Regions from separate parts of the Homo sapiens genome. Here region 1 is linked to region 2. Evidence: read pairs that join two places in POLR2A ChIA-PET (ENCODE). Cell type or tissue: PC-9. All regions are shown on one strand. Each heading gives the region's core, and the rest is flanking DNA. Links, peaks and the distances in the headings are about the cores only.

Region 1 (4,422 bases), core at 272-4,271, 590 kb before region 2:
ATACCAGGGATATATACCACGTAATCCTTCCTTTCATTTGGTGCAATATATAAGAAATGAAATCAGAGTGCTGTCTTTTTTTTTGCCAGGCTGGAGTACAGTGGTGCAATCTTGGGTCACTGCAACCTCTACCTCCTGGGTTCAAGCAATTCTCATAACTCAACCTCCTGAGTAGCTGGAACAACAAGTGTGTACCACCACGCCTGGATAATTTTTGTATTTTTGGTAGAGACAGGGTTTCACCATGTTGGCCAGGCTTGTCTCAAACTCCCGGCCTCAAGTGATCCACCCACCTTGTCCTCCCAGAGTTCTGGGATTACAGGCGTAAACCACCACACGTGGCCAGAGTGCTGTCTTTGTTACAACTTTTAACAATACATCACAAGCCTGTATTTCTTCTTTTTCAAAAAGTTGTTTAGGCCAGGCATGGTGGCTCATGCCTGTAATCCCAACACTTTGGGAGGCTGAGGTGGGAGGATCGCATGAGTCCAGGAGTTTGAGACCAGCCTAGGCAACACAGGGCAACCCCATCTCTACAAAAAAAGAAAAAGAAAAAAATAGCCAGGTGTGGTGGCTTGTGCCTGTAGTCCTAGCTACTCGGGAGGCTGAGGCAGGAGGATCACTTGAGCCCAGGACGTCAAGGCTGCAGTGAGCTATGATCATGCCACTGCACTCCAGCTTGGGTGACAAAGCAAGACCCCATCTCAAAAATAAAAGCATTTTTTAAAGTTGTCATAAACTTTTATGAGAACATGTGTATCTTACATAGACTGTCTTGTGGAATGTATAGCTACCCAGGCCAGGCCAGGCCAGGACACATCACGCTCATGACAGCTGGTGACGTAGGAGCTCAAGGACAGTGAGATAAGCCTGCAGGTGCTTGTTCTAAAACACCTTATCAGTGCTATAAAAATCAATGTAAAGTCCCTCAGTTACCAAAACTAAGTGGGTGAGCCAAGAGGACACTGTGATACTGGTTTTCCTGTTCTATACCTATACCACCCCGTCATGCTCCCAGCCACACTCACATCCCAGCCTGTTTATTCCTCAGCTCGCTCACCAGAGGTTCACATCTCTACCTTTGCTGCCTCAGACATTCAGAAAAAGAGCAGGAGGACCTTCCATCCCCACCTTGCATATGCTTTGTATAAATTTTTTCCTTTCTCCCTTCCCTTGGGGGCTGGGAGAGTGCTTGGAGTAGTGATGCTAAAAGTGAAGATAACTGGAAACTGGCTATGGGCAATTTTGTCTTAAGCACATCATTTCTGAATTTTTTGTTTTTTTGTTTGTTGTGAAACAGAGTCTCCCTCTGTCACCCAGGCTGGAGTGCAGTGTCGTGATCTTGGCTCACTGCAACCTCCGCCTCCTGGGTTCAAGCAATTATCCTGCCTCAGCCTCCCGAGTAGCTGGGATTACAGGCGCCCGCCACTATGCCGGGCTAATTTTTGTATTTTTAGTAGAGCTGGTGTTTCACCATATTGGCCAGGCTGGTCTCGAACTCCTGACCTGGTGATCGCCCACCTTGGCCTCCCAAAGTGCTAGGATTATAGGCGTGAGCCACCGCACCTGGCCTCTGAATTCTTACAATGTGTGTCAGGTGGGGTTGGCATTCAGGGCTAGAAAGAAGCATATGATCATTTTTTCAGAGAACATTGGTTTCTGCCCCCAAACACTGCTGGTCAGGGAGGCTTCCTGAGGAGCTGTCACATGGTCTCAGCTTTCATGTCAGGTAAAGAAGGGCAAGGGCTGTTCCAGACACAGTCTGGATGGAGTGAGCTGCTCTCTTTGCCTCATTGTCTTTTGACCTAATTGCTTCTTTCTGTATGACTGCTCTGTTTTCTTCTCTGCTTAACCACAGTTTTTGTTTCCTCATAATTTTAGTGTAAACACAGCCATTGTTGCCATGGCTCATCTCAACTACCACTTCCAGCTTTTGGCCCATGACTAACTACAGATTTTCTCAACAGTTCCCCATTTTGTAATTCCTAAATGGTCCAGTCCAATTTGCTCAACTTATTTCAGTTTTAGGTTTTTTTAAAATTTCAGATTATCAAAATTTTTTCAGGATACTAAGCAGCCCGTGGACAGGTCCTCTTGGACAAGTGCTCATTCATTCATTCCTCACTTGTTCACTGAGTTTCTTCTTAGACTTCACTATATATATGAGATACAATAGTATACAAGAGACATATGGCCCAGGTTGGAGACAGATAAGTTAACAAACAGTTAAAAGACCATGTTGGCCAGATGCGGTGGCTTATGCCTGTAATCCCAGCACTTTGGGAAGCCGAGGCAAGTGGATCACCTGAGGTCAGGAGTTCAAGATCAGCCTGAGCAACATGGTGAAACCCCTCTCTACTAAAAATACAAAAATTAGGCTGGGAGCAGTGGCTCACGCCTGCAATCTCAGCACTTTGGGAGGCTGAGGCAAGTAGATCACGAAGTCAGGAGTTCGAGACCATCCTGGCCAACATGGTGAAAACGCGTCTCTAGTAAAAATACAAAAATTAGCTGGGTGTGGTGGCGGGCGCCTGTAATCCCAGCTATTCGGGAGGCTGAGGCAGGAGAATTGCTTGAACCGGGAGGCGGAGGTTGCAGTGAACCGAGATTGCGCCATTGCACTACATCCTGGGCAACAGGGCAAGACTCCGTCTCAAAAACAAACAAACAAACAAACAAAAAAACAAATATTAGCTGAGTGTGGCGGTGGGCACCTATAATCCCAACTACTCGGGAGGCTGAGGCAGGAGAATTGCTTGAACCCAGGAGGCGGAGGTTACAGTGAGCCGAGATCATGCCACTTCACTCCAGCCTGGGCTAAAGAGCGAGACTCCATCGCAGGAAAAAAAAAAAAAAGGAATGCATTGAATTTGGTCTCCGTCAGCTAGAAGAGTGACAGGCACAAAAGCCAGAGTTCAGTAATTTAAGGAATGAAGAGTGAGAAGAACTGAAGATAGAAGGTGAGGACAACTCTGGCCAATTAAATACATGGAAATGGAGAGGTGGAAGGAGTTGAGGATGGTCGTGAGCTTCATAGCATGTCTGTCTAAGCCACAGGGCTAGGAGGTGGTGGTGGACGTTTGTGTTAGGAAAAGGCATGCCAGGCATTGTGGGGTCTGCTCCGTCTAGAGTGTTGTCAGTCAGGGAGGCCTGACTGGAGGAACTGAAGGCTGGAATCTGCAGGAGGGGACATGGAATTCTTCAAAGGCCTTTTCATCCCTGGTTCCCAGCACCCTGCTTGGCTAAAACTGGAATGGACAGGCCCTTAGCAAATATTTATTGGCTGGAAACTGAATGCCTGGTGAATAGATGGATGGGTGGATGAAATTGAATTAAATATTGTTCTGCTCTATAGTCCTTTTTGTTGAGTTACAGAATATTGTTTGTGGAAGGTGTTGTCTACTTTTCCTTGCACCACTGCAATGACTATTGTCTGTTATCAAGTGAGCATTATAGATAAGCTAATGGGGAAATCCAGCTTCCTTCAAAGACCCAATGATCAGAAATGAGGACAGAGAGGCAACGAGCCCAGGTCCTAAACAGGCTTGAGGGCTGCAAAGAGCCCTGCTGCTAGACCCCACAGGGAGGCTTCACGTGTTCCTACGTACAACCTTGACACACAGTACTTTAGTAAACATTCCATATGTTTGGGGTTGACCAATTTAAAGTATCTTACCTTTCAATATTTTCTTCTTAAGGCAAAATCAGATAGTGGACTTCCCCAACTAACTTCCCTCATTTTCCCTTGCTCTATGATGCCTCCACCACCCCTCTGCTGTCCCTGTACCTGCCCTATTTCAGGCCCTCCTATCATCAGTCTTTTCTTTTTAAGTTGTTTTTCTACTAATAAAGGAAATGCCTGCTCGTCCTCATCTTTTCTAGCTTCATCTCTCCTCCAATCCGCCCTCCCTGGCCCTGGTTCATCTTTAACACAAGTTCTAGGATGATGTTTCTTTTCTTTTCTTTTTTTTTTTTTTTTTTTGAGACAGATTCTCGCTCTGTCGCCAGGCTGGAGTGCAGTGGTGCGATCTCGGCTCACTGCAACCTCTGCCTCCTGGGTTCAAGCGATTCTCCTGCCTAAGCCTCCCGATTAGCTGGGGCTACAGGTGCCCACAACCACACCCAGCTAATTTTTATATTTTTAATAGAGACGGAGTTTCACCATGTGGGCCAAGATGGTTTCGATCTCTTGACCTCATGATCCACCTGCCTCGGCCTCCCAAAGTGCTGGGATTACAGGTGTGAGCCACTGCACCTGGCCAGGATGATGTTTCTGAAACACAGATCTGATGATGTTACTCCCTGCTTAAAACCCTTTGGTGGTTCTCTGTTGATTTTAGAATAAAGTCTCTCTCTCTCTCTCTCCTTCCTTCCTTCCTTCCTTCCTTCATTCATTCCTTCCTTCATTCCTTCCCTCCCTCC
Region 2 (4,048 bases), core at 49-4,048:
AAATAAAATAAAAGATGTAATCTTAGGCAAACTGATCTTAAATTATGCTAGTACACTTTTAAAAAATAATTGAATAAGTTTCAAAGGTTGTCTTCGGTCATTAATTCGTTTAGTATCTCAAATGTTAATTAGAATAATTGGTATCACTTTTTAGATTTTTTGAGTTACCTTCCTTAGGAAGTCTGTGCCATGTTATAATTTAATTTAGTTCTTCTATAGTATAATTGTTTACTAGTTTAAAACTGTACCCTAAGTGACCAAATAAGATATCTGGCAAACAAAGAATTTGAGAATGTTATTACGTAAATACTTTCGCTGACTTTTTCTTCTTTATAAAACTAGTTGTAGCCAGGCACTACACATAGTAGCTACAGGCACGGTTCGTGCCTTAATCCCAGCTACTCAGGAGGGTGAGGTGGGAGGACTGCTTGAGTCCAGGAGTTCAAGGCTGCAGTGAGCTATGATCATACCACTGCACGCCAGCCTCGGCAACAGAGCGAGATCCTATCTCTAAAAATAAAATAACAAAACAGACTATGTGTGGCTTAACTTCTATAAATATATGTCTTCCTTAAGAGTGTTAATATAAGCATGTGTTCAATACTATGGCCTATATATAGGATTTAATATTTTTCACCAGGTTGGCATTGTCAGTGCTGTGTTTGGGGTAAATATAATAGTTTTCTACTTTGTCTTACATGAGGTACAAACTAAAAGTATGTTATAAAGATTTGTCTATATAAGAAAACTAGGGTCAGGCATGGTGGCTCACGCCTGTAATCCCAACATTTTGGGAGGCCGAGGCGGGTGGATCACCTGAGGTCAGGAGTTCAAGACCAGCCCAGCCAACATGGTGAAACTCTGTCTCTACTAAAAATACAAAAATTAGCTGGGCGTGGTGGCAGGTACCTGTAATCCCAGCTGCTCGGGAGGCTGAGGCAGAAGAATCGCTTGAACCCGGGAGGTGGAGGTTGCAATGAGCCCAGATCATGCCATTGCACTCCAGCCTGGGCAACAAGAGTGAAACTCGGTCTCAAAAAAAAAAAAAAGAGAAGAAGAAGAAAGAAAACTAGGTGGAGTGTGGTGGCTTGCACCTATAATCCCAGCACTTTGGGAGGCCGAGGTGGGTGGATCTATTGAGGCTAGGAGTTCAAGATCAACCTGCCAACATGACGAAACCCCACCTCTACTAAAAATACAAAAAATTAGCACGGCGTGGTGTGTGTGCCTGTAATCCTAGCTACTTGGAAGGCTGAGGCAGGAATCGCTTGAACCTGGGGGGCAGAGGTTGCAGTGAGCCAAGATCTTGCCACTGCACTCCAGGCTGGGCGACACAGCACAACTCTATCTCAAAAAAAAAAAGAAAAAACAAAAGAAAACTAATATATCAAAATAATTTCTAGTTAGTTGGATTCACTCACTTATTCATTCAATGACTTATTGAATTATCATATATTACTAGTGCTTTTTAATACATACCTTCTACAATTTTTCAACTGAAAATTACTTCATTGATCAGGGCTCTTTAAACTGATCTCCATTTGCATTGTTTTACTAACTATAGTTATTATTCATGTATTAGCACTCTGAGCCTACTGTAATGATGTGTACCTTAATAAAGAACTGAATATTTGTAATGGCTGGCAGTGAATTTAGTAGTTCTTGAATTTAGAGCTCAAAATATGGGAGTAATTTGCTGCTTTATTTCCTTTGAGAGGTAATAGAGGAAAAACAGAATCTAATAACAATCACAGATTTTCGGGAAAGCACTGTAAAACCATATGATCAATTCTAGCTTCTTATGTAAACATGGAAAGATTGCCAGCTGAACACCTGTCATGCTCTAAGAAGTTGGGGAGAATTTGCATTTTTAGAACTGTGAGCAAAATGAGAACGACTGCTATGTTCATGCTTTGTGAATTTAGCTTTATTTCATTCACACAATTCATGGGAAAAAATGCATCTTTTAACTCGGTGTTTTTCAATTCAACTTTTAAAATACAGGAGTGGGCCAGACCCGGTGGCTCACACCTGTAATCTCATCACTTTGGGAGGCCGAGGCAGGTGGACCACAAGGTCAAGAGATAGACACCATCCTGGCCAACATGGTGAAACCCCATCTCCACTAAAAATACAAAAATTAGCTGGGCATGTTGGCACGTACCTGTAATCCCAGCTACTCGGGAGACTGAGGCAGGAGAATCGCTTGAACCTGGGAGATGGAGGTTACAGTAAGCCGAGATCGCGCCACTGCACTCCAGCCTGGCGACAGAGCAAGACTCCATCTCAAAAAAAAAAAAAAAAAAAAAAAAAAAAAAAAAAAAAAACCAGGATGTGTTACCAAGGAAAATTCATTTACAATGGTTAATTATGTGACAAACATGTCAAGTAATTCCATCTGGCTTTGTGTCACCATTTCCCCACCCTTTTTTCAGAAACCAAAACCAAGAAGAAGAACAAACATCAAAATGGACATGGAAATTAACAAATATATGATTCAATTTAATCTCCTAAGAGGTTTTTTAAAATTATTTTATTTTGAGACGGAGTCTTGCTCTGTCGCCAGGCTGGAGTGCAGTGGCAGGATCTCAGCTCACTGCAACCTCCATCTCCCAGGTTCAAGCGATTCTCCTGCTTCAGCCTCCCAAGTAGCTGGAACTACAGGCAAGCACCACCACACCCAGCTAATGTTTGTATTTTTGGTAGAGATGGGGTTTCACCATGTTGGCCAGGATGGTCTCGATCTCTTGACCTCATGATCCACCCGCCTTGGCCTCCCAAAGTGCTGGGATTACAGGTATTTTTTATTTTTTTTGAGACAGGGTCACCCTGTCACCCAGGCTGGAGTGTAGTGGCACAATCATGGCTCACTGCAGCCTCAACCTCCCAGGCTCAGGTGATCCTCCATGTCAGCCTCCCAAGTAGCTGGAACTATAGGCGTGCAACACCATGCCCAGCTAATTTTTGTATTTTTTGTAGAGACAGGGATTTGCCATGTTGGCCAGGCTGGTCTTCAACTCCTGGCCTCAAGTGATCCACCCGTCTCAACCTCCCAAACTGCTAGGATTACAGGTGTGAGCCACCGTGCCCCATCTCATCTGCTAAGTGGGTTTAAAGAAATTCAGTTTCATGTCAATTTTTAAAATGTATGGTTATCAAATTCGACTTCTTTTTAAAAATGCAATCAGATAACTGTATGCTTGTTTGATGAGGGGAGGAAAGTTAATATAGCCAATCTACTCAATATTTTTAGCAGAAATTATCAGAGACTAAGGAAATGTTTAAGTTTTTCTCATGTTGGTTTTAATTACCTAATGTTTTCAGTTTTCTCTTTCATTCTTGTGTCTTTTTTTCATTTTCAGTGTTTCAAATACAGTTTGTATTTAAAGATTTAGAAGTTCCAAAACTGTAAGCACAGTGGATTGTTTCCTGGGATGATGTTAAAATTATACAACAAAATATATGAAACTTTGTCAATTTGGTTATTGGCACATACAAAATATTTACAAATAAACGTGTGTGTGTGTGCGTGTACACACAATTCAATGAAATAGATGTGAAACAAGTTTTCTTTTTTTTTTTTTTGAGACAGAGTCTTGCTCTGTCGCCCAGGCTGGAGTGCAATGTCGCAGTCTCAGCTCACTGCAACCTCTGCCTCCCGGGTTCAAGCGATTCTCCTGCCTCAGCCTCCCGAGTAGCTGGGACTACAGGCACCTACCACCACTCCCAGCTAATTTTTGTGTTTTTAGTAGAGACAGGGTTTCACCATGTTAGCCAGGCTAGTCTCCAACTCCTGACCTCAGGTGATCTGCCCGCCTCAGCCTCCCAAAGTGCTGGGATTGCAGGCGTGAGCCACCTCACCTGGCTACAAGTTTTCAAAATACATTTATCTGTACCCATACATTCTCCAGTTTGTCCACAGGACATCTTATGACTTGAGCAAGCTGCTAAAAATCCAAGGGTGCAGCGTTTGTATGTCTATAGGATTGCTCAGATCTGCCCCCACCCTGAAAGAATTTAAGAGAATTTCTTGAGGCCAGGCACAGTG

Evidence for each region. Peaks named below come from ENCODE experiments on the same cell type or tissue, not always from the same donor. Only the 100,000 strongest peaks of a DNase experiment are listed, where the experiment ranks them.
Region 1: POLR2A ChIA-PET joins it to region 2 with 5 read pairs; 4 of 35 experiments call an interaction of 5 or more read pairs at or near these places.

The regions. Positions count from the first base shown.
Region 1 is chr11:74,578,773-74,583,194 of GRCh38, reverse strand. No RefSeq gene overlaps it. Among named protein-coding and RNA genes, the nearest start is that of POLD3, 12 kb to the left of the region's middle. RefSeq lists an enhancer at 1,626-1,675. In PC-9, for the core only: no CTCF peak of the experiment used is centred there; a DNase peak (open chromatin) is centred at 1,854; H3K27ac peaks cover 905 bases.
Region 2 is chr11:73,984,798-73,988,845 of GRCh38, reverse strand. No RefSeq gene overlaps it. Among named protein-coding and RNA genes, the nearest start is that of UCP2, 4.0 kb to the right of the region's middle. In PC-9, for the core only: no CTCF peak of the experiment used is centred there; no DNase peak of the experiment used is centred there.